Linked DNA regions of Homo sapiens: region 1 is linked to region 2. Evidence: chromatin loops called from intact Hi-C (ENCODE). Cell type or tissue: CD4-positive, alpha-beta T cell. All regions are shown on one strand. Each heading gives the region's core, and the rest is flanking DNA. Links, peaks and the distances in the headings are about the cores only. Region 1 has its middle 21 kb from the start of CREB1. Region 2 holds the start of LOC105373854 (a long non-coding RNA gene).

Evidence for each region. A loop is a pair of places that touch in the nucleus more often than their neighbours do. Peaks named below come from ENCODE experiments on the same cell type or tissue, not always from the same donor. Only the 100,000 strongest peaks of a DNase experiment are listed, where the experiment ranks them.
Region 1: a loop joins it to region 2, with 2.7 times the contacts of the local background. A loop is called at or near these places in 3 of 110 quality-filtered maps.

Annotation. Positions count from the first base shown.
Region 1 is chr2:207,502,785-207,515,488 of GRCh38, forward strand. No RefSeq gene overlaps it. Among named protein-coding and RNA genes, the nearest start is that of CREB1, 21 kb to the right of the region's middle. RefSeq lists an enhancer at 755-814. In CD4-positive, alpha-beta T cell, for the core only: a CTCF peak has its summit at 7,567 (motif pointing right); a DNase peak (open chromatin) is centred at 7,569.
Region 2 is chr2:208,055,497-208,068,200 of GRCh38, forward strand. LOC105373854 (a long non-coding RNA gene) reads left to right here and starts at 9,207. Exons shown (of 4, transcript XR_923815.3): 1 at 9,207-9,294. It also overlaps the pseudogene RPL12P17. RefSeq lists an enhancer at 9,234-9,283. In CD4-positive, alpha-beta T cell, for the core only: a CTCF peak has its summit at 6,853; a DNase peak (open chromatin) is centred at 6,795.

The DNA.
Region 1 (12,704 bases), core at 5,047-10,046, 550 kb before region 2:
CATAGCTCATATATCAGTCAGCTCCAGATGCCATAACAGAATACACAGACCGGGTGGCTTAAACAACAGAAATAGATTTTCTTGACATTCTGGAGGTTCAAAATCTAAGATCGAGGTGCTGGCAGGGTTAGTTCCTGGCGAGGCCTCTATTCTCAGCTTGCAGATGGCCACCTTCTTCTATGTCCTCACATGGCCTCTTCTCTGTGCACTCGTGGAAAGAGATCACTGGTTTCTCTTCCTCTTCTTACAAAAACACCAGCCCTGTCAGATTAGGGTCCCACCCTTAGGAACCCCATTTAACTGTAATTACCTCCTTAAAGGCCCTATCTTTAAATATAGTCATATTGTGGGCTGAGGCTTCAACAACACATGAATTTGAGGAAGACACAGTCCAGTTCATAATAGCTCATAAGGAGCAAACATAGACAGTGTGACTCCAGAGCCTGATGCTTTTCGTGTGTGTTAATACATATTTTATCAAGGTATAATTTAAATATTATAGCTCACTTAGTTTTGAATAAATGCTTATGTCCATGGGACCCACATGTCTATCAAGAACGATACAGTTCTCTCAGCCACCACACCCTACCAGACCTCGTGATGACAGAAGGTGCTGCCACTGGTAGATTTCACAGCAGGCAGTAGTCATCCCTAGAACTGTGGACACAAGGTCCACCCCCAGCCAAGACTCGATTCTGAGCTCCCTCCCTCCCATGCACACACTGCATGGGGCTTCCTGCCTGGGCCAGTCCTCACGCTCTGCTGCTGTTCTCTGGGTCCCAGGAGACTGACCACTGCAAGCTGTATTTCCCAGGATATTTTTCCTCCTCCCTCTCTGCCTTGGGCAGTATCTCAGCATCTCTTCTCTGGCTCCAGCTCCCAACAGATGACCCTAGTGCCTCCTCTTCGGTTTAAAAAAAAAAAAATACGACCTCCTCCCTGTTGACCTCCAGTTTAGAAGTGGTACTGGTTTTCTGCTATCACAATTCTTTGGATTATCTCACCATCCATTGTTTGGCTTCTCAGCTCTTTTGTCTCCTGTATAACCAGTTCCCTGCATATTCCCTCTGTTTCAAATGCTCAGCAGGGTTTCTCTTTTCTGGATTATACTTTTCTGGTATACTGACATATTCCCTATTTGTCATAACTGGCTCAGTAACTGGGATGAGTCTAGATATATAGATGGAGCCCAGGCACAGAGGCTGAAAGCTAGAGGACTCATAAGCAGAGGTTTCTCCAAGAGAATACCAGGAATTGTATTACATTTGTTCTCCACTTATTGACAACTTATTGGTCCATCTTGTTATCAAATTTGCACTTGTTTGATTTATTCACTGTCTATGGCTCACCTATTTTTCAGGTAGACCTCTAACTGACATCAAGACAAAACATGCCTTTATCACCAGCTTCTTCAGCTGTTGTCATAACTGTAAGCTACTATTGGATTCGTCACACTGCAAATACCTCATGTTCTCACTTATAAGTGGAAGCTAAATGATGAGAACACACGGACACACAGAGGGGAATAACACACACTGGGGCCTATTGGAGGGTGGAGGGTGGGAGGAGGGAGAGGATCAGGAAAAATACCTAATAGGATTAATACCTGGGTGATGAAATGAGACAAGTTTACTTGTGTAACAAACCTGCAGCTTACCTACGTAACCTATTACCCCTGAACTTAAAAGTTTAAAAAAAAATGTGCTTGCTAATATGAAATGGTTGGGGAGAAAAGAGGGACTAAGGAAGACAGGATGGGACACTAACACCGAGGAGCCTTCAACAGCCTGTGGATATTCCTGGGGATCCTATCAGCCAGCTGGGGGTGGAGGAGGAGCCACAGGCAGAGCCTTTCAAGAGGCAAATGCCCGTCCAGCTCTGGCCCCAGTTTTCCTTACGGCAGCCTCTGCTTAACTATAAAATCTATACTGAGTAGATTACCATGACTACCGCAGAAAGACCTCCACCTCTAGTTTGGCTGCAAAACTAAGTCTTTTCTTCCAAGAGCCTTTGGCTTTAGGAGGGAGCACCAGGAGGCAGACTGCAGCCACTGGCTCACTGCCCTACATGCCAGGGCCTTCTGCAGAACCGCAATAGTTACAAGTCAAGCTTCCTTTCCTCAGCCCATACCACCAAAGCAATGGGCTGTTGGCGTGCCCTGACAGCAGGAGGAGAAGCCCCACTGTCAGGGGGTAAAAAGAAACGACACAGTTCCCACTTCTTCACTCTACGTGATAAATCACTTCAGCTGGGAGAACTGTCATGAAACGACCTGGCAGCTAATGAGAGAAATGGAACCCAAAAAAAGAAAGAAAGGAAGAAAGAATCCTGTTAGTCACAGAGCTTTTCATCTGAACCGCAGAACAGGCTCGTGCTTTTTGCTTTCTGTGGGAATAATAAAATCACAGTCCTGTAACTATATTAGCTCCTCAAACAAAAGTAACTCCCTAGAATAAAATTATGAGGGGTTTCTGAGTTGGATTTAGTTTTCACTGGGTAAAGGCATAAATTAAAAGGAGGAACCGGGTACCCTTAAGAAAGTCAATGAAGTAACTAAGCTTGCTATTCAAACCAGGAAAACACAGGCTGTGAGGCAGCTTCACTCTGCAGTCTATTCAACACCTGGCGAACAAAACAACACTGACTCTGCCCAAGCCGGGATTTTCCCACAGTGGACCAGCAATTTCAGAGGCCCCTAGAATGCCAGGACTGTGTCTTAGACCTTGGAAAATAGGATGAAAAGGACAGGCTCAAAGGGATATTTAGTTCCAAAGGAAAATCACAAAAGCTAAAAGTTATTATAAGAGAAAGGCCCTAAAGCACATTACTGGAGATAAAATTTTAAGGGTAAATAAATACCCTTTGTGGAAAAGTGTTTAGGAAAAAACACAAAGAGAGCATGAATACCATATTATAGGTACAATATGTTCTATCCAAAATAAAAAGTAGGTTCAGAATCACATCAGCCTAATCATGCCTCCTAAGCAGCAGGCTATGTGAGGTAGAGAAATGTGGGCTCAGTACCTCTATCCCACATTCTTCATCCTCCCCTGCTCCACCACACCCACCTCCTGCCTTTCAGAACCGCCTTCCTCCAAAGACACCCAGGAACCTCAGAAAGAATGCTTCTCTAAATTATTCATACCACAGTGCTACTTCCTGTCCTTTCCTTCCAAGAAATATTTGCTATGTTAAAACCCAGTGAAAGTGAGCAATGCTTGAAACAAATAGTGAATCACTCCTGGTAATATTTCAGGCACTGGTAAAAATTTCATTGGATGGGGGAGGGAAAGAGGAGTCTCTTTCTCATACTCTAAATTATACCACATATAAAAACAGACTATAAACATGACCTCTTTTATGTGGAAATTCACATTGCATAGGTAGAACATTATTTTTTTAAATGCTGACTTTCAAAAGTTGACATCAACTTTCAATCAAAATACTCATGTATTTAAAGAAGACCAGCAGAAAAATATTTATGAACTTATTTTCAACTTGTCCCCATTTTTGAACTTTTTTATCAGTGAAGAAATGGAAACATTTTTTCAATAACCAACAAACCTTTCTAAAACCCTGTTTGATCTTGCCACACTTCTATTAGTAAACCAAAATATTTTGGAAGTGTTTTATCCAAATTACACTTTGGTCCTGATAGGGATAAAATCCAATAAATGATAGGTCTATGTCCACATGACAATTATATGAGGTTCCTACTGTAATACTGGCATTCTCATTTCTGACTGTGGCAGTCTGTTGCAGAGATAGCTATAATAATCCCTCCCCACTGCATGCTCTTTTTTGCTGTGACTTTGCCACTCCTCCCATCAATAGATGAAGTCTGCTTCCTCTCCTCTTGAATCTGGGCTGGTTTCATTATTTGTTTCGACCAAGAGATTCTAGCAGAAAGGACTCAGTTTAATTGCTAGGCTTAGGCTTTCTAAAGAAGCTTTAGAACCTCTATCTTGCCCCCTTGGAGCTCCAAGCCTCCATGTAAGAAAGTCCAGGGTATACTGCTGTACTGCTAGAGAGTCACCTAGAAGAACACCGAGGTGCCCCAGTTGACAGCCAGTTCCAGACATGTGAGGAAGGCCATATTGGATCCTTCTATCCAGTCAAGGCCAGCCACCACATGAAGAGCAGAGGCCAGACTTCTCCACTGAGTCCTGCTCAAATTGCAGATCCACAGAATCATAAGCAAATGACTGCTTTAAGCTACTTTGTTTGAGGTGGTTTGTTACATAGCAGTAAGATAACGAAAACACAGACCTTATACAAAAATGACTAAATTGTGTAAAGCTACCCAGAACAGACATCTCAAAGACCAGATACCTGATCTAAGAAAGCACAGTCTGTCTCGCCGGGCATGGTGGCTCATGCCTGTACTCCCAGCATGAGCTCCACTGAGTCCTGCTCAAATTGCAGATCCACAGTCATAAGCAAATGACTGTTTTAAGCTACTTTGCTTTGAGGTGGTTTGTTACATAGCAGTAAGATAACGAAAACAGACCTTATACAAAACTGACTAAATTGCATAAAGCTACCCAGAACAGACATCTCAAAGACCAGATACCTGATCTAAGAAAGCACAGTCTGTCTTGCCGTGCGCGGTGGCTCATGTCTGTACTCCCGGCACTTTGGGAAGCCGAGGCGGTGGATCACGAGGTCACCAGTTCGAGACCAGCCTGGCCAACATGGTGAAACCCCATCTCTACTTAAAAAAAATAATAATAATACAAAAATTAGCCGAGTATGGTGGCGGGTGCCTGTAATCCCAGCTACTCGAGAGGCTGAGACATGACAGTCGCTTGAACCCAGGGGACGGAGGTTGCAATGAGCCAAGATTGCACCACTGCACTCCAGCCTGGGCAGCAAGAGTGAAACTCCATCTAAAAAATAAAAAAAGAAAAAAAAAGAAAGCATAGTCTGTCTCAGTACAAAAAATGTAAATGATCAAAGTCCATATCATGGTCCAAATCAGAGAGTGTTCCCTCAATATCCATGCTTGCTTTTTTTTTTTTTTCCTTTCTTTCATTTTTTTTTTAACAGGGTCTTACTCTGTCACCTGAGGGTCTTACTCTGTCACTGGAGTGTGGCAGTGCAATCAAGCCTTACTGCAGCCTCAGCCTCCTGAGCTCAGGTGATCTTCCTGCCTCAGCCTCCTGAGTAGCTGGGACCACAGACGCATGATAATTTTTTAAAATTATTATTTGTAGAGATGGGGGTCTTGCTATGTTGCCTAGGCTGGTCTCAAACTCCTGGGCTCAAGTCATCCTCCTACCTCAGCCTCCCAAAGTGCCGGGATTACAGGTGTGAGCCACTGTATCTGGCCATGCTCCCTTTTTACAGCAATGGGTCTCAAAATGTGGTCCTGGACCAGCATTATCAGCATCACATAGATACTTGTCAGAAATGCAAATTCTTATTCTCCTACTGAATGAAAAACTGGGGATGAGGGCCAGTCATCTGTATTTCAACAAGTCTTGCCGGTGATTCCGATGCACGCCATAGCGTGAGAACCAGTATAGCAATAAAACCTCTGATGTTTAGCTGGTAAACATGGCCACCTGGACAAAGAGACTAGGTAAGGTGGCTGCATAAGGCCCCTTGACTAAGTTCTGTCAAAACAGAAACAACAAAAAGTAAAATAAAAAGTTCTGTCAAAACAGCAAAAAGTAAACAGAAATGTGAAAAGGGGAGTTATCTTCTCTGACTCCTCCTGCTTCATGATGGCTGGAATTCAGATGTGATAGCTGGATCCCCAGAAATAGTCTTAGACAAGAGATGATGCTGAGAAATTAATCCACGCACAGCAGAGCAACAAAGTGGAAGGGGTATGGGACCCTGGCACTGTGGAGCTGCCATATTAGCTCTGAACTGACTCCCTGATTTCCTGAACAGAAAATTTCTACCTTGTTTAAGCCTGTTATTCTGTTTTCTATCTCTATAATATCCTAATGCATGATCTTAATAAAGTTAGTCCCCTTTCCCCTCACCTACTAAGATGTTCTTTAATATAAGAATATTTTCTTTATTGTCACAAGTTATCTTGCAGATTATTTCTTTAGTTGTTTGACTCTCTTCCTATTGGTCTGGAAGCTCTATGAAAGCAGTTACATTTTCTTTATTATTGAATCCCCAGCATCTAATACACACTATCCTCACAATATTTACTGAATGGAAGATGGAAGGATGGATGTAGGCAAACCAAATTTTGTCCGTTTTTGGCACTGATAAATTGACTATGCTTCAAAATAAATCTTTTAAATACTAAATTTTCAACAAAACTATCCCCTGCCCATATCCTAGCTTTGTTCCACATTTAATCTGAATATGAAGCAATAATATCAGTAACAAACACTTTTAGAAGCTTTAAAATGTGCCAAAGACAAATTCCAATACAGGAGCAACCTACAATATACCTGACCAGTCCTCCTCAAACTGTCAAGGTCATCAGAAATAGGAAAGTCTGAGAAACTGACACAGCCAAGGGAGCCTAAGGAGACATGACAACTAAATATAACACAGTATCCTGGGATGGATTCTGGAACAGAAAAGGACACTAGGCAAAAACTAAGAAACTCTCAATAAACTATGGACTTTAGTTCAAAACAATACTCTATCAATATTGCTTCATTAATTATAACAAATGTACCATACTAATGTCAGATGTCAGCAATAGAGGAAACTTTGGGTAGGGTGGGGTGGGGAGGTTACATGGGAACTCTCTATATTATCTGCTTGCTTTTTCTGCAAGTCCAAAACTTTCCTTAGGGCTGGGTGCGGTGGCTCACACCTGTAATCCCAGCACTTTGGGAGGCCAGGGTGGGTGGATCACTGGAGGTCAGGAGTTCAAGACCAGCCTGGGCAACATGGTGAAAGCCTGTCTCTACTAAAAATACAAAAATTAGCCAGGCGTGGTGGCAGGTGCCTATAATCCCAGCTACTCAGGAGGCTAAGGCAGGAGAATCACTTGAACCTGGGAGGTGGAGATTGCAGTGAGCTGAGATCTTGCCACTGCTCCAGCCGGGATGACAGAGTGAGACTCCATCTCAAAAAAAAGAAAAAAAAAACTTTCCTTAAAAATAAAGTCTATTAATAAAAGACGTGTGCCAAAGACTGTTACATATATCAACTCATATTGCCTGTATTAATTCTCATAGAGACTGAGATAGATAACTATGATGAGCCCTATTTTACAAATCCAAAATGTACATTAAGTTATGTTCCCTAAAGTCCTTTAGGCTTATGCTATATGTTTCTTCTGGATCAAAATCTATTTGATTCAATTATTTAACATAATGTGTATTGCTTATTGTGTGCCAGTAAGGGACTGAGTTTAGGCAATTCTATGAGCAGAGTTAAAATTGGGAGAGCAAGGAGGCTTTGTATCAGCCCACTAAAATTTAAAGGGCACAAGCAAACATTTTCAAGAATTTTCTGTTCTGAAATGTGTTATATTTACATGTTGACAACACATATATTTCTCTAACAGGTAGAAACAACTAAGCTTGATATCTAATTATCAAGAAAAATTACTTAAATATGAAGCCACCAGATGGCACAAAGTGTTAAGAACACATAAATCATACATCATATGTTACAAAGCTGATTTAAGAGTGGGTTTGTGTCTTGTACTTATAGTGAAGGCTCTATCTCCGAATATATCCCTGGTAAAAGAACATCTCAAATGAGAAAAATCTCTAAGTCATTGCATTACTTTCCAAAGATATTCACTGTAAACCTTAACTATGATTTTGGCTTAGTGTTTTTATTATTGGCTACCCTGTTGACCAAAACAAAGATTTGGCACCTTGGCTGTTCAGACTGAAACTCCCGGCCAATGCAATTTGACCATGAAATGTTATGAGTGCTCACTATGATAACATGGTACAATTCAGGCAGATATAAGCTTTGCTGAAGAAGTATTCTACAAAGTGCATTACCCATGAGGTTTGATTTCTATACTCTGAATTGGAATCAATTGGTAATATTCAATCCAAATAGCCACCTGAAACAATACCCAAGTGCAATGGACCAAATGTTTGTGATCTCACAAAATTCATATATTGAAATCCTCATCCACAATATGATGATATTAGGAGGTGGGGCTTTGGGAGGTGATTAAATCAGGAGGGTAGAGCTTTCATGAATGGGTTAGTGCTCTTATAAGAGATCCCAGAGATGTCTCTAGGTCTCTCTTCACCATGTGAGGACATGACAAGAAGATGAGAAGATGGCCATCTGCAAGCCAGGAAGTGGGTGTTCACCCACAGAGAGAGATGCCTTGATCTTGGACTTCCCAGCTTCCAGAACTATGAGAAATAAATGTTTGTCATTTAAACCACCCAGTCTATGGTATTTTGTCATAACAGTTCAAGCCGACTAAGACACCAATGGAGCACTTTGCATCTATGATTTCATTGCTTCTCGTGGTTCCTTCATCTGCCTCACTCTATTTATCTTTAAAAGTTCTGCAGAGAGGCTGGGTGCGGTGGCTCACACCTGTAATCCCAGCACTTTGGGAGGCTGAGGCAGGCAGATCACGAGGTCAGGAGATGGAGACCATCCTGGCTAACACAGTGAAACCCCGTCTCTACTAAAAATACAAAAAATTAGCCGGGCATGGTGGCAGGCATCTGTAGTCCCAGTTACTCAGGAGGCTGAGGCAGGAGAATGGCGTGACCCCAGGAGGCAGAGCTTGCAGAGAGCCGAGATCGCACGACTGCATTCCAGCCTGGGCGACAGAGCGAGACTCCAACTCAAAAAAAAAAAAAAAAGTTCTGCTGAGAGCTGAGGTGCGCCTGTAGTCTCACCTACTTGGGAGGCTAAGGTGGGGAGGATTGCTTGAGGCCAGGAGTTCAAGGCTGTTGTATGCTATGATCACACATGTGAACAGACACTGTACCCCAGCCTGGGCAACATAGCAAGACTTCATCTCCAAAAAAGTAAAGTTCAGGGGAGGCCTCAACTCCTTCACAGTCTTTCTTAACCTGATCTGTGTGGGGTCATTTCTATATACTCCCATAGCACCTTGTGCTGACATTGCTCATAGGATTTATCACAATTCAGTACAACTCAACAAGTATTGAATGAATGCCAATGAGACATGGTTCTAGGCACTTAGGAATCATTACTGAACAAATCAAAGATGCCTACCCTTCTAAGGAAAGATAGATAATAAACTACAATACATAAATAAATGTTGTAGTATGTTATACTGATAAGTGCTATGGGAAAAAGAAACCGTGGAGTGGATTACAGGGAATGGGATGGAAGGGAGCACAGAAGAGATTCAGGTTGCAGTCTAAAATAGGGTGGCCATGGTAGGCTTCAGTGAGAACATGAGATTTCATCAAAATCTTGATGGACGTGAGGAAGTTAACTCTGTAGATCCTGGAGGAGGAGGATTCCAGGCAAAGGGAAGAGCTAAAGCAAAGATCCCTCCAGCAGGAGCATGATGATGAGATTGAGAAACTGCGAGACCAGTGAGTCTTGAGCAAAGTGCACCAGAAGCAAGGAAGAGAGGGAGAGAGGTGAAGCAGGGAGCACTAATTTTGTCAGACCTGTAGCCATTACAAAGACTTTGGCTTTTACTCTGAGCGAAATGGGGAGCTGGGAGAGCTGAGTTTTGGGTAGAGGAGAGACATTATCTGACTTAGTTTTGTAAGATTTGCTCTGGCCACTACGTTGAGAATAGAATTGTAGTGGGGCCAAGACAGAAGCAGAAAAACCTGTTAAGAGGTAATTATAGGTGAGAGATGATGATGCCTCAGGCCAGAACAGTAGCAGTAAAGGAGGGCAAATTCTCTATATAGAAACTTGGTAGATTAGATGTGGTATGTAAGAGACAGACAGAACCCAAGGATGACTCCTGGGATTTCGATCTAAGCAACTACTGCAATGGAGTTATCATGAACAAAGCAGGGAGACTATGAAAGAAACAAGTTAGGATCCAAAGAGCAGGAATTCAGAAAAGAATATAAACCTGGTCATTTTCTAAAAACCTTCCATTGACACGTTCTAGTAAGATGGAGCAAACAGAAGGAGAGTGGGCATAGTAGTTTGAAAGAAAATCTGGGATTCTGCAGAGAGGAACATTTTAGAAATGTTGCATTTCTCACTTTCAATACTTGATATCACAGACAATATTTTGAGAAAAAAAACACAGAAATCAATGTCTCTGAGTTGAAAACTGATCCTGAAGAATTAGACTCTGATCATGAAAAAATCCTAGAAATACTTGAAATGTTATGTTTACAGATTTGTTTACATTTGCCTTTATATCTATGGCACAATAATACGATTTTAAAAACCTGTCTAAATAAGTCTAATATTTTTTCATAAATGTAAAATAATTTGGTGATAAATCATTGCATCAGTTTAATTGGAAATTAATTTTTATTGGTGATACAAAAATGACATTTTAATCAGATGCAATGAAATATGATAGTAATATCCAATATTAATCATTTTCAATGTGCCAGGGACAGTGCAAAGTGATATGTTTGGATCTTTTCACTTCATCCTCACAACAATCCTATGAAGTAGTTGCCATTATTTTCCTCTTCAGCAAAAGCTCAAAATAGCAAAGTAAATTTATACTTTCTGTATGTCCCATAAGATTTTCATACTTTGCAATGTTTTTTCTTGGAAAAAGGTCATCAGCCTCTTATTTAATAATTCCTCACCTTTAAGAATTTTAAGAACAAAATCTTTAGCACAGGCCTTTCATACCTGCTCCATATGTTATCCCAAGTGTGGCCTATATCTCTGTTCCATGTAGACCTCGAATTCTAGTTTCCTCTGTCTTGTGTTTAGAATGCTAAATTTGGTTCTCTCTGTTAAGGTCAAAACTCAGGCATAGAAAGAGAAGTTGGGGTTAAGAGGATTGGGACACTTAAAGTCTAATGGCTTAGACAAATATCTGAATGCGTAATATAATTCATAACACATGACAGGTGCTCGGCCTCTGTGTGTGTAGCAAGCTCTGACAAGGAAGGGACAACTTAGGACAAGCCCTAAGGAAAAGAAGAGAGGGCGTTTTTTAAACTCCTTTGGCTATATCACATATTGTGGATAATTCCAGTAAGCATTCCTGGGCTTCAGCAAGCTACTTAGGGGTGTTTGGTTATAACCCTTTCGCATCTTGTATCACTTAGGCCACAAGAGCATGCAGTATCTGCTTAATCTTGGACTACACATAATAGACTAGGTTATATAAAAGTCCTGAAAATGATTCAGTTGCAGCTTCCTGGAAAATGTGCAAGAAACTCTGACACATAATGACAAAAGCATAGGCTCAAAACCACAGTTACGAAAACTATTTAGGACTGTGCCATGGAAAGATATTAGTAACACTTACAGAGTATCAGACAGTAACATATTAGACAATAACATCTGCAGACTCGGTCCATGAATTTGCACTGGGTAATTGTACTGGGGGAAGAGAGGGACAAAAAGAATGTAGTTCGTCCTGGAAGAAGCCTAGTTAAGGAGATTGTGGACTTTGATTAAGAAATTATACTGGCAAGAGCCAGGACTGTGAGCACAACAAATTCTAGCTAATTCAACTCCATTTCACTCTTTATAACTCTCATTCATAGTTTGAGAATATAGGTACTAAGGGGCCTCTAATCTTAAAAGGATCTCAGAACTGTAAATGTATCTGCTCCAACTCATGGATTACGATAGAATAGACATGTTTCCTGATCTATAAATGTAAAACCCTAATGATATGAAAATCTAATTGTGCAGGGGAGGCACAGGCATATGTGCCTTCCTCTAAGTTCTGTTAGCAAGAAGATATTCCTGGAAGAAAAACAAACATGTACAATAAATCATTGTCATTTTTGACAGGACTTTTTTAAAAAGTATGTCAAATAGTTAAGAATTTAGTTAATAGGAAGAGATTCCTTGCTAAGAAAAGTTTACACAGAAAAATAACACTAGCAATCATGACATTGAATTTTTTAAGGGTTCGTATTCTCATTTGCTGCCCAGGGATGTACACAGACTAAAAGATTTATTCTCAGTTCTGGAGACCTATGATACAGCATGGTGACTAAAGTTAAGAATAATGTATTATGTACTTGAAAATTGCTAAGAGAGTAGATCTTAAATGTTCTCACCACAAAAAAGAATAAGTATATGAGGTGATAGATATGTTAATTAGCTTGATTTAATCATTCCATAATGTTTACATATATTAAAACATCACATTGTATGTACTATAAATACATACAATTTTTTTTAGTAATTTTTTTTGTCTTTTTAGAGACAAAGCCTGGATCTGTCACTCAGGCTGGAGTACAGTGGCATGATCATAGCTCACGGCAGCCTCCAACTCCTGGGCTCAAGTGATCCTTCCACTTCAGCCTCCTGAGTAGTTGGGACTATAGGCACATGCCACCATGCCTAGTTAAAGTAATTTTATTTTTTGTAGCGACAGGGTCTCATTATGTTGCCCAGGCTGGTCTCGAGCTCCTGGGCTCAAGTGATCCTCCTGCTTCGAGCTCCCAAAGTGCTGGGATTACAGGCATGAGCCACCATGCCCTGACACATACACAATTTTTATTTGTCAACTATACTTTAATAAATTTGGGGGGAAATCCTGAAAAGAGACATAATTCTTCACAGCCTTATTGTCAAAGGAAACAAACTTAAAGTTGCAAATAAACAAACGAAAACAACAACAACAAAAA
Region 2 (12,704 bases), core at 4,312-9,311:
CCAATCTGCAAAGCAAAGCTAAGAGAACAGGGAGTCCAAATGCACTTGGAGTACCTGGAAATTATACCTGGCAGCCAGCAACCTTTTGTGCTTCTTTGTTGTACTGTATTTTCTGGCAGCAGGCTTTCAAGGGTATCTTTATTTCACTGATTACTAAATTGTGTTGGATTTAATGAGAGAGATCTGTCCTTTTATTTGTGCCTTTTTCCCTTCTTCTTCTTACTTAAAAAAAAAAAAGGATCAGCATCACAAAAGCTTTGTACATTTCTAGTTTGCTTTTGATGATGTGACCGTTTGCTCCCATCTATCTCCATGGTAATAAGCTGTCTCTACCCCCACTTTTCGAAGCCTCAGATACTTAGGAAGCTTCAGGACTGGAGAAGAGTTGCATGTTAAAATAATGCAGAGAAATAAATTGGTCTCTGTAAATAGGCCCCATCTTCAAAGCCTTCGAATTTTCTTCAAAATGTGATCCATTTTTCTTAGCTTGAAAACAGGTGCATTTTAGATAAAATATTTGAAAGTAAATTTGCATCTCAGCAAATGCATCTCAGTAAGTGCCCCTATTCTAAAATAAGACTTGGGTAGGATTTTAAAACTGGAAGAGGCCTCAGGCTTCATTTAGTCCAAGATGCTTATTATATACTTGAGGAAACTCAGGCTCAAAGTATTTCACGGCTTTGTATCTAATCGTAACTTTGAACTGGGACTTATGCCTCCCAGCAAGGTATTCTTTCTTCTGTTACTAATATGTCAATAATAATTATTATTATGTTAATAACAATAGCTATTTTTAGTAATAAAAGAGAGAATTCACATAAGATGCTATAAAATGCCAGTAATTGTTATTATATCTGGCTAGGCAACTTTCCCAATAACAAAGGTTTTCAAAAGTTGATCTTTTAGTTTTCAAATTATGTTCTCTTAAAGAATACACTCATAGAAGTCGATATTTCTAAAAGATGATTATATATAAATATACATACACATACACATATATATTTGTAGTATATAAATAAAATATTAATAGTGATTATCTCAGTAGTGGTTAAAATTAATTTAAATGTCATTTAAAAAATAATATTCTGGTTGGGCATGGTGGCTCATGCCTGTAATCCCAGCAGTTTGGGAGGCTGAGGCGGGCGGATCACTTGAGGCCAGGAGTTGGAGACCAGTCTGGCCTACATGGTGAAACCCCATCTCTACTAAAAATACAAAAATTAGCCAGGCATGGTGGTGGGCACTTGTAATCCCAGCTACCCGTGAGGCTGAAGCAGGAGAATCGCTTGAACCTGGGAGGAAGAGGTTGCAGTGAGCCGAAATCGCGCCACTACGCTCCAGCCTGGACGACAAAGTAAGACTGTCTCAAAAAAAAAAAAAAATAGTCTGTATTTTTAAATTTTCTATGTAAAACTTGTATTACTTTTCTTATAATAAAAGAAGACTATATTTTTGGAAAAAAATATTCACACATTTGATGCTTAAAATGTAAATCATTCCTTCCTGGCCCAATCCCACTGTTCTTTTCCCACAAAATTCAAAATAATTTCATTCACAGTAGCTACAGATATTCTGCCCTGCTCTATGTACTATGACTTAGTGCTGGGGACTGGAATGACTGTGTCCCATCATTCACAAAATATCAGGGATTTTCACTTAGGCAGGGAGAATTGACTGCAGAACGCAAGGTGGTGTTTTTTTTTTTCCAGTTGTCAAATGATCCTTTATTGAAATATTTTCCTTTGTGCTTCTTAACTAGTTGGGCATTCCACAACAACACTGTTGATGTCATCTATGATGTCATGAGGTTGGTGGCCATCAACATTATGGCTCACAGACTGGGCAGTCTCCAGGATCTCCTTAATGGTTCCAGAGAGTTCTCTGGGTAAAGATGGGTGCTGCATCTGTCAAGCAATGTTGATGATCTCATCAAAAGTGATATTCCCACTGTGTTTAATGTTTTTCTGTTTCTTTCTGTCTCTTGGTGGTTCCTTGAGGGCTTTGATGATCAGGGCAGAGGCAGAAGGCACTACCTCAATCTGGGCCTGTCTGTTCTGAATGGTCAGTTTCACTGTAATTCTCAGGCCCTTCCAGTCACCCATTGCCTTGGCAATGTCATCACCAATCTTTTTTGGAGACAGACCCAGTGGGCCGATCTTGGGGTCCAGCGCAGACGTGGCACTGACTTCACCCCCAGTGCACCTCAGGTATACGACTTTGATCCCGTTGGGGTCGAACTTCTGCAGCATGGTGGAGGTGGCTGGTGATGGATGAACCCGGATTCAGGATGACGGAAGAAAGTTGCACCTTGGCCTCCTCCAAGCCAAGAGCCGAAAGAACCCAAGGTCTTTATAAGGTATATCCCTCTCACAGCTTTTTGTGGACTCATGTTTTACTTATTGTTTTGTTAAAAGCAATGGCAACAAAAGCCAAAATAGACAAATGGGATCTAATTAAACTAAAGAGCTTCTGTACAGCAAAAGAAACTACCATCAGAGTAAACAGGCAACCTACAGAATGGGAGAAAATTTCTGCAATCTACCCATCTGACAAAGGACTAATATCCAGAATCTTCAAAGAACTTAAACAAATTTACAGGAAAAAATCAAACAACCCCATCAAAAAGTGGGCAAAGGATATGAACAGACAGTTTTCAAAAGAAGACATTTATGCAGCCAACAGACACATGAAAAAATGCTCATCATCACTGGTCATCAGAGAAATGCAAATCAAAACCACAATGATTAGAATGGTGATCATTAAAGTCAGGAAACAACAGATGCTGGAGAGGATGTGGAGAAATAAGAATGCTTTTACACTGTTGGTGGGAGTATAAACTAGTTCAACCACTGTGGAAGACAGTATGGCGATTTCTCAAGGATCTAGAACTAGAAATACCATTTGACCCAGTGATTCCATTACTGGGTATAAACCCAAAGGATTTTAAATCATGCTGCTATAAAGACACATGCACAAGTATGTTTATTGTGGCACTATTCACAATAGCAAAGACTTGGAACCAACACACATGTCCATCAGTGATAGACTGGATTAAGAAAATGTGGCACATTACTATGCAGCCATAAAAAATGATGAGTTCACGTCCTTTGTAGGGACATGGATGAAGCTGGAAACCATCATTCTCAGCAAACTATCCCAAGGACAAAAAACCAAACACCGCATGTTCTCACTCACAGGTGGGAATTGAACAATGAGAACACTTGGACACAGGAAGGGGAACATCACACACCCCGGACTGTTTTGGGGTGTGGGGAGGGGGGAGGGGGGAGGGATAGCATTAGGAGATATACCTAATGTAAATGACGAGTTAATGGGTGCAGCACACCAACATGGCACATATATACATATGTAACAAACCTGCATGTTGTGCACATGTACCCTAGAACTTAAAATATAATAAAAAATATATATATATTAAAAAAAAGAAAATGTGGCACATATACACCATGGAATACTATGCAGCCATAAAAATGGATGAGTTCATGTCCTTTGTAGCGACATGGATGAAGCTGGAAAGCATCATTCTGAGCAAGCTATCGCAAGGACAGAAAATCAAACACCACATGTTCTCACTCATAGGTGGGAATTGAACAATGAGAACACTTGGACACAGGGCAGGGAACATCACATACCCCGGCCTGTCGTGGGGTGGGGGGATAGGGGAGAGATAGCATTAGGAGAAATACCTAATGTAAATGACAAGTTAATGGGTGCAGCAATCAAACACGGCACATGTATACATATGTAACAAACCTGCACGTTGTGCACGTGTACCCTAGAACTTAAAGTATATATATAAAAAAAGAGCTACTTTTAACTAAAAGAATAATAATTAATACTACTGAGAGCTTTTCACCTGAACACCTCAAAGCACTGCACATGCCTTAACCCCTTTATGGTCTCATTGAGGTATGTGTTTGCTCTTAAAGACTTTTCACAATTTCACAAGCAAAACTCAAATGATCCATTATATCTAAGAAGTCAAGGCAAACCCTCTGGGAATAAAGAGCTGCCTAGGAATAATAGTAGGGCTACCTTATGAGACATGGTGAAAGTCCTGGGCACAGTGTCTTGTGGATGGCAGATGCTGAAAAAAGGTCCCATGTTTCCAATGCAGAGATCACAATAGGGCCTGGTTATGCCTTTGAGGCCTCAGCCCATGAGGCCCACCAGGTAACCAAAGCACTGTGATCGTGCACCATCAGCCTGAATAGAGCCACTTGCAAGTTATAACTTTATCTCTGCTCCTGATTATGTGAAAAACGGCAAACAACTTTGTTTAACCTCCACTTACTTTTTTCCCCTCCTTGACTATAGTTGAAATCAGCTGTATTAGGCCATTCTTGCATTGCTATAAAGAAATACCTGAGACTGGGTAATTTATAAAGGAAAGAGATTTAATTGGCTCATATTCCTGCAGGCTATACAGGAGGCATGGTGCTGGCATCTGCTTGGCTTCTGGTGAATCCTCAGGGAGCTTTTATTCATGGTGGAAGGTGAAGTGGGAGCTGGCACTTCACACGGCAAAAGCAAGAGCAAGAGAGAGAGAGTGAAGGTGGGGGTACCACACACTTTTAAATTACCAGATCTCATGAGAACTCACTCACTATCTCCAGGACAGGTCCAAGCCATGAGAAATCTGCCCCCATGACCTTAACACCTCCCATCAGGACCCATCTCCAACACTGGGGATTACATTTCAACATGAGGTTTGGGCAAGGACATGTATCTAGATTATATCATCAACTAGATCCAAACAGCTTTTGCTATCAATGACAATATTTATTTAATCCCTCCCCCCTTTTTCTTTTGAGACAGGGTCTCGCTCTGTCATCCAGGCTGGAGTGCAGTGGCGTGATCACAGCTCACTGCAACCTTTGCTTCCCAGACTCAAGCAATTCTCTAGCCTCAGCCTCCCAAGTAGCTGGGACTACAGGTGTGAGCCACCATGCTTGGCTGATTTGTGTGTTTGTCTGTGTGTGTGTAAATGGGGTTTCACTATGTTGACCAGGCTCGAACTCCTGAACTCAAAGCAATCTGCCTACTTTGGCCTCCCAAAGTGCTGGGATTACAGGCGTGAGCCACTCCACCCAGACTATTTAATCCTTTTTGTTTGTTTGTTTGAGACAGAGTTTCGCTCTTGTTGCCCAGGCTGGAGTGCAATGGCATGGTCTCGACTCACTGCAACCTCCGCCTCCCGGGTTCAAGCGATTCTCCTGCCTCGGCCTCCCGAGTAGCTTACAGGCGTGCATCACCATGCCTGGCTAATTTTGTATTTTTAGTAGAGTCGGGGTTTCTCCATGTTGGTCAAGCTGGTCTCAAACTCCCAACCTCAGGTGATCTGCCCGCCTTGGCCTCCCAAAGTGCTGGGATTACAGGCGTGAGACACCTCACCCGGCCTTATTTAATCCTTTTTATAGAAGGATAATGCTTGAGACCTTCAGAAATGATCAAATGATGATTTGCCATATCTTCTTTCACATTTAGGTTAAACACTGTCCTGGGAACAACTCTAATTGGGGATGAAAGAAGAATAGAAAAGGACAATATAACTTATGCTAGGTTATTAAAACTTAGTGGGAAGTAACCAAGTATCTTGAATAATGTGTCTAAAATAGATCTCTATGGTTTTGCCCCAAACCTGCTCCTTCTCCAATAGTCACCTCTTTTTAATACATGGTACTGGTATTCGCCCAGTTACTCAAACCAAAAACTAGAGAGCCACCCTGGGCTCTTCCTCTCCCTCCACTCCCAAATTCAGTCCATCTGTAAGTCCTGTTAGTTTGTCTTCCAAAAAAATTCCCACATTCTTCCACTTTGCTTCTTTTTTTGTCCTCTGTGGTCCCCTGGTCCAAGCCCCTGTCATCTGTCACATGATCAGCACAGTGACTTCTGACCAGCCTCCCCCTTTCCCCCTCACTACAGTCCATTTTCTCCATGGCAGCCAAATTTAAAGATCACACGTGTCATACCCCTGCAAAAAAGCATCCTTTCTCGCAGAACAAAATCCAAACTCCTTTTGGGGAACCTGGAGTACCTACTTGCTCTAGGCACTGTGCACCTGAAGCCCTTTTTCTCCCTGTCTCTCCCTTGCTTTCTCTTCTGGCTGTGTGGCCCCCGGGCTCTGCAGATGCTCCTTGTGCATGGCAGGGTCTTCTCCAAGGACCTTCATGTGATTCCCCCATTCACATCATTCAAGTCTGCCCGAATTCTTTCTCCCCAGCAAGGCTTTCCCTCACTGTCCTATCCAAAAGGGCACCTTGCCCTTCATCTCCTTTCCCTGCCTTCTTCTTCCATACAGACCTCCTCACCCTGCAATTATGTTGTATCGTTCAACTTGTTTGTTTCTGCCTGAACTGTCTCTGTCTCTAGAATGGAATCTCCTCAAGCAGGGATGTGGTCTTTCTTGTAATCCACTAAGAGTTCAGCTCCAAGAGCAATTCTTCACATACGGAAGGTACTCAAGGAATATTTATAGAATAAATGAATGGTCTCATCTTAATCTTTTCTTCTCCTATGAGAGAGAACATTTTGGGAGTGAGGATCAATGTTAGACGTGATTAAGAGCCCTAGAGAATAAGAAGTTATAATAACATGCAGCAGATGCAAGAAAAAGCAAATTGCATTTTTGCCATGGATTGCTGTGGATATATCCAAGTGCTGCACATAGATATTTGGGCTGTAGATTTATGTGGCGTAGAGAGATGCTCACCCCAAAAGACACTGCACTAAATGCTGTGCAGGCTCACTATAATCAGTAAGTGCTTATCGCCCCCTTCAGGTGCTTATCTTCTTGAGAACAGAGACAGTGACTCATGTTATATTTTATTATAGTAATTTGCAAATAGCAGGTAATACATAAATATTTGCTAAATTGAATGACATTGATCCTTTCCACATCTGGAATGAATTTTTAGGTTCTGGTGTGCGTGTGTGTGTGTGTGCGTGTGTGTGTGTGTGTTTACATTCAAAATATCTATTTTGAAGTGATCAGATCTGGGGGCCTTGTTACTTCTTCCTAAGTCGATTTATCACAATTCCAATGAAAATACCACCAAACTTTCCTATGGAGCCAAACAAATTAATACTAAAGTTTATATTTTAAAAATAAGCAAGAATAGTCGAGAAACCAATAAAAAAGAAAAACTTTTAGCAGGGAGTAGCCTGCCACATATTAAAATATTCTATAAAGCCCCTAATAATTAAAACATTTCCTGTTCTTGGATAGGATGACTAAGCAGCACAAAGATGTCAGTTGTCCAAGTCAATTTATTAACGATCATAATCCCAATAAAAATAGCAGCTAGCTTTTTAAATGAAGCCATACAAGTTGATACTAAAGTTTATATGGAGAAACATGTAAAAATAGCCAGGGAAACATTTAAAAACACACAAAACTTTGAAGTAGACTAACAGATATTAAAACACACTATAAAGCCTTTTATAATTAACACACAGTGGTACTGTCCCATGACTAGACAAGTAGACTAATGCAGCAGAATAAAAAGTCCAGAAATAGAAAGAAACACATATGGTAATTGACTATATGAAGAACTGGCATCTCAAACCATTGGGTCAAAGATAAACTTTTGTTATTATTTTTTAAAATCTACCAGTTATCCTCAAGTTCTACAAAGATAAGCTTTTAAATAAACGGTTCTGGGACAGATGGTACATTTGGAAAAAGATAAAATTAAATTCATACGTCACACCATATTGAAGAATAAATTCAAAGTAGGAATCTAAATGTAAAATACAAAATCACACAAGTGCTAGAAGAAAACATGGGTGAATTCTTCTTTAACCTTGATATAGAGAAAGCCTCAAAATCTAGAGGCAATAAAAGAAAATGTTAATAAATTTGACTACATTAAAAATAAAAATAATTTTTTGGGGGCATGGCTAAATACCCCACTGTAAACAAAGTCAAAAAACAATGAGCACAAGCCAGGCATGGTGGCTCATGCCTGTAACCCCAGCACTTTGGGAGGCCAAGGCAGGCAGATCACTTGAGGTCAGGAGTTCGAGACCAGCCTGGCCAACATGGTGAAACCTCATCTCTACTAAAAATACAAAACATTAGCTGGGCGTTGTGGCAGGTGCCTGTAATCCCAGCTACTGTAATCCCAGCTGAGGCAGGAGAATTGCTTGAATCCGGGAGGCGGAGGTTGCAGTGAACCGAGATCTCACCACTGCACTCCAGCCTGGGTGACAGAGTAAGACTCTATCTCAAAATTTAAAAATGAAAAAAAATCAGCTGGGCATGGCAGTGCGTGCCTTTAGTCCCAGCTACTGGGGTGGCTGAGGTGGGAGGATTGCTTGAGCCCAGGAGGTTGAGTTTGCAGTGAACTGTGATTGTGCCACTGCACTCCAGTCTGGACAACAGAATGAGACCCTGTTTCCCACAAAAAGAAAAATAAAACACAATAAGCAGTGAGCTGTATTACAGATAAAAGTATAATATTCTTAATATGTAAAGAACTCTAAATAAATGGAAGGACAAAGGATCAAAAGCCTGATTTAAAAAATGGGAAAACTACATTAATACACAATTCTGATAAGAAAAAGGCTGATTATGCCTGTAATCTCAGCACTTTGGGAGGCCGAGGTGGGTGGATCACTTGAGCTCAGGAGTCTGAGACCAACCTAGGCAATATGGCGATAACCCCATCTCTACAAAAAATACAAAAATTAGCCTGATGTGGTGGCACACACCTGTGGTCCCAGCTACTCAGGAGGCTGTGGTGGGAGAATCGCTTGAACCAGGGAGGCAGAAGCTGCAGTGAGCTGAGATTGCACCATTGCACTCCAGCCTGGGCAACACAACCAGACCCTGACTTAAAAAAAAAAAAAAAAAAAAAAAAAGTAGGGAGAGTTTTAAAGTGTTAGTTATATCAGAAGTAGACCGTCTGTATCCGTCTCTGTCGGTGAACAGAAGACCCAAATAGAATAATTTAGAGGAATTTAATAAAGAATCAGGTTTAAGGGAACCTCACAAAGAATGGTGCAGTATCCTGAAGTTAGCAAGAACCAGGAAGATATTATTGGTCTAGGCCTGAACTAATTGACAGAGAATATGGTGTAGCTAAATGGAGAATGCTGCCTGGAGAGCCAGAAAGCCAAACCACAATGACTCAGCTGGGATGAAGCTGGGGAATAAAACCAGCACTCTCACGCTCCCTTACCTCCTCCATGGAACTTCTGTTGTCATCCAGTGGCTGAAATCAACTGGAAGCCTACAGGGAAAGACCTGCCTCCTGGGACACAGAGCAGGTGAGGAAGGGACAAAGCATTACCCTAGAGAGATGAATGAAAACTATTCTGCACACCAACTCTTTCAAACGGTGTGCTTCATATGCGGAACTGAGAGTCTCAGAATGATCACAAGACACCACCGTGTAGAAGATAGGAACTTGAGGATGCCCCCTTTTAAGAGTGGGTTTGGGCAGGAGTTAAATAATATCTGAATTGGCCAGGCACAGTGGCTCATGCCTGTAATCCCAGCACTTAGGGAACCCAAGGCTGGAGGATCGCTTGAGGCCAGGAGTTCAAGATCAGCCTGGGCAACATAGCAAGACCCTCTCTCAATAATAATAATAATAATAATAATAATAATAATAATAATGTTTTGGCTAGGCATGGTGGCTCACCTCTGTAATCCCAGCACTTTGGGAGGCTGAGGCGGGTGGATCACAAGGTCAGAAATTCAAAACCAGCCTGGCCAAGATGGTGAAACCCCGTCTCTACTAAAACTACAATAATTAGTCAGGCACAGTGGCAGGTGCCTGTAATCCCAGCTACTTGGGAGGCTGAGGCAGGAGAATCGCTTGAACCTGGGTAGCAGAGGTTGCAGTGAGCTGAGATCGTGCCACTGCACTCCACCCTGGGCAACAAAGTGAGACTCCCTCTCAGTAATAATAATAATAATAATAATAATAATAATAATAATAATAAAGTTTTATAATCTTTGTTATCACAAAGCTTTACCATATTATTTTACCATATTATTATAACCATAGTAAAATAGGTGAATAATAATAGGTGAAAGACAACTATACCTTCTTTGACACTGCTCCCATTGAGAAATGGGACCTATGTCTCCTCCCCTCGAGTCTGACTGCTTTGACCAGTAGAATATCCGGGGAGTGGCACTGTACTGGTTTCCAAGCTTGGCTTTAAGAGACTGGCAGCTTCCATTTCCTGTCTCTTAGGACATTGATTGGAGCCCCGAGCTTCCCTGTGAGAGTCTGACTACCCAGAGGCTGCCATCGAATAAGGAAGCCTAAGGTGGCTGCAGGAAGAAACTGTGGAAAGGCGGGTGGGGAGGGACAGACAGACAGAGGGAGAAAGAGAAACAGATGCCCAGCCAACCCCTGGTTGTTCTGGTCCCCCCGCTATTCCAGTCTTGCAGCTGAGGCCTCAGGCATTCTGGAGCAGAAATGAGCTGTCCCTTGCTGTGCCCTGTTTGAAGATAGTCATGATAAATGGTTGTTTCAAGCCACTACAGTATTGTGCAGTAATAATAGATACTTGGGCAGAATTTGGTACTTGGAAGTGGGGTGCTATCATAACGAATACCCAAACCATATGGCACTGGCTTTGGGACAGAGTGTCAGGGAGAAGCAGAAAAAGCCAGGAGGAGACTATGGGTGAGGGTGTGAAAGACTGAGCAAAGTATTTATAGGGGCTGGAAAACAGAGGACTCTTTATGTAGCGACAGAAAGTGTGAGGACACTGTCGCCTATGGGAACGTGGAAAACAGAAAGAGTGCTTAACAGCTTGTGGGGTTGGCTAGAGAGATGTCCAAGCAGAATGTAGAAGGTGCCAACTGGCTTTTTTCAGTTGCCTATGACAAAATATGAGACAGGAGAGATGATCTAAAGAAAAATTGTGGGCTCGGTGCAGTGGCTCATGCCTCTAATCCCAGCACTTTGGGAGGCCGAGGCAGGAGGATCACGAGATCAGGAGTTCAAGACCAGCCTGGCCAATGTGGTGAAACCCTGTCTCTACTAAAAATATAAAAAATTAGCAGGGTGTGGTGGTGCACGCCTGTAAATCCAGCTACTTGGGAGGCTGAGGCAGTAGAATCACTTGAACCCGGGAGGCGGAGGTTGCAGTGAACTGAGATCACGCCACTGCACTCCAGCCTGGGCGACAGGGTGAGACTCTGTCTCAAAAAAAAAAAAAAAAAAGAAAAAAAGAAAGAAAAAAGAAAAATTGTTCAAGTTCTTAGCAAAAATGGAAAAGTACAAATATTGGGTTATAAAATAAAACTGTTGCTTATCCCTGGTCTTTTCCATTAAAAGATTCCCAAATAATAAATATCTCTAGGGCCTAAGATCAAATCCAGAATAAGATGCTTTGTCAGAAAAATTTAAGGGCAGGCCTAGTAGTATGTCTAAGAATCTCAAGGATGTGCCTCATAGACCATCTCAGTAAACAATAGAACTTTTAAGACTCCTAAAGGTGTTGTCTCACAGGAACCTCAAAGGAGATCCAGGTATTTCTAATGAGTAAAATGGGCACATTTGCATCTTCTTGACAGGATTGCTGTGACTATTAAACAAAATAATACCCATTCATTCTAAATATATGCTGATGTCTACTCTATCCCAGGCACTGTACTAGTGTTTGATAATTTCTAAGAGTTATTAATCTGCAGGATTCTGGAACAAAAAACTAGAATTCTTGAGAATTCTTGGTGATCCTCAAAATCATAAGTTATCTACATTTCCCCATAACATCTTCTTGGTATGTTTTTAAAAACAATGACTGACTACACTAGTAAATAGCGGACCATTTTTCTGTGATGGGATTATACAAAAAGTTTCTAAAGCTTTCTGCAACCAAAACAAACAAGAAATCCCCCCAGACAGTGATAATAAATGCATGGGTTATATGGTTTATTATTATTATGGACATATATATTGAGACAAGATTACACTACATTTCAATGACCCATAAAAATAATTTCTACCTGAGTTAGACAATAGAATATATTAAAAGAAGGGAACATTAACACACAATAATGCCAAATAAAATGATTCAAACAATTGAAAGATAATACTGCAAACATTTACATTTTAAAAGTTATTCTTTTTTGGAGACGGAGTCTTGCTCTGTCACCCAGGTTGGAGTGCAGTGGTGCAATCTCGGCTTACTGCAACCTCCGCCTCCCAGGTTCAAGCAATTCTCCTACCTCAGCCTCCCGAATAGCTGAGATTACAGGCTCATGCCACTGCGCCCGGCTAATTTTTGTATTTTTAGTAGAGACAGGGTTTCACCATGCTGCCCAGGCTGGTCTCAAACTCCTGAACTCATGATCTGCCCGCCTTGGCTTCTCAAAGAGCTGGGATTACAGGCGTGGGCCATTGCGCCCGGCCAAAAGTTATTCTTAAAATGAAATTGAAAAACACATAAAGCATGAATTGCCCTGAATGTCTTGGTCCTTGTTTCCTGACAAATATTCCAGGTGTAGAATGTTTTTTCATCCTCTGTTAATGTTAATTTATTATTACTAAGAATGTGTCTACAAGCTTCTTCGAATTGAGCATTAGGGTACGTGTTGGTTATTATAAACTCATTCACTTTTCTTAATGATGAAAATAATTGTCTTCTTTCACTGGTTTTGATTTTTTTCCTTGAAGTCTATGTTATTTTCGCTAATTCAGATTTTAGATGTT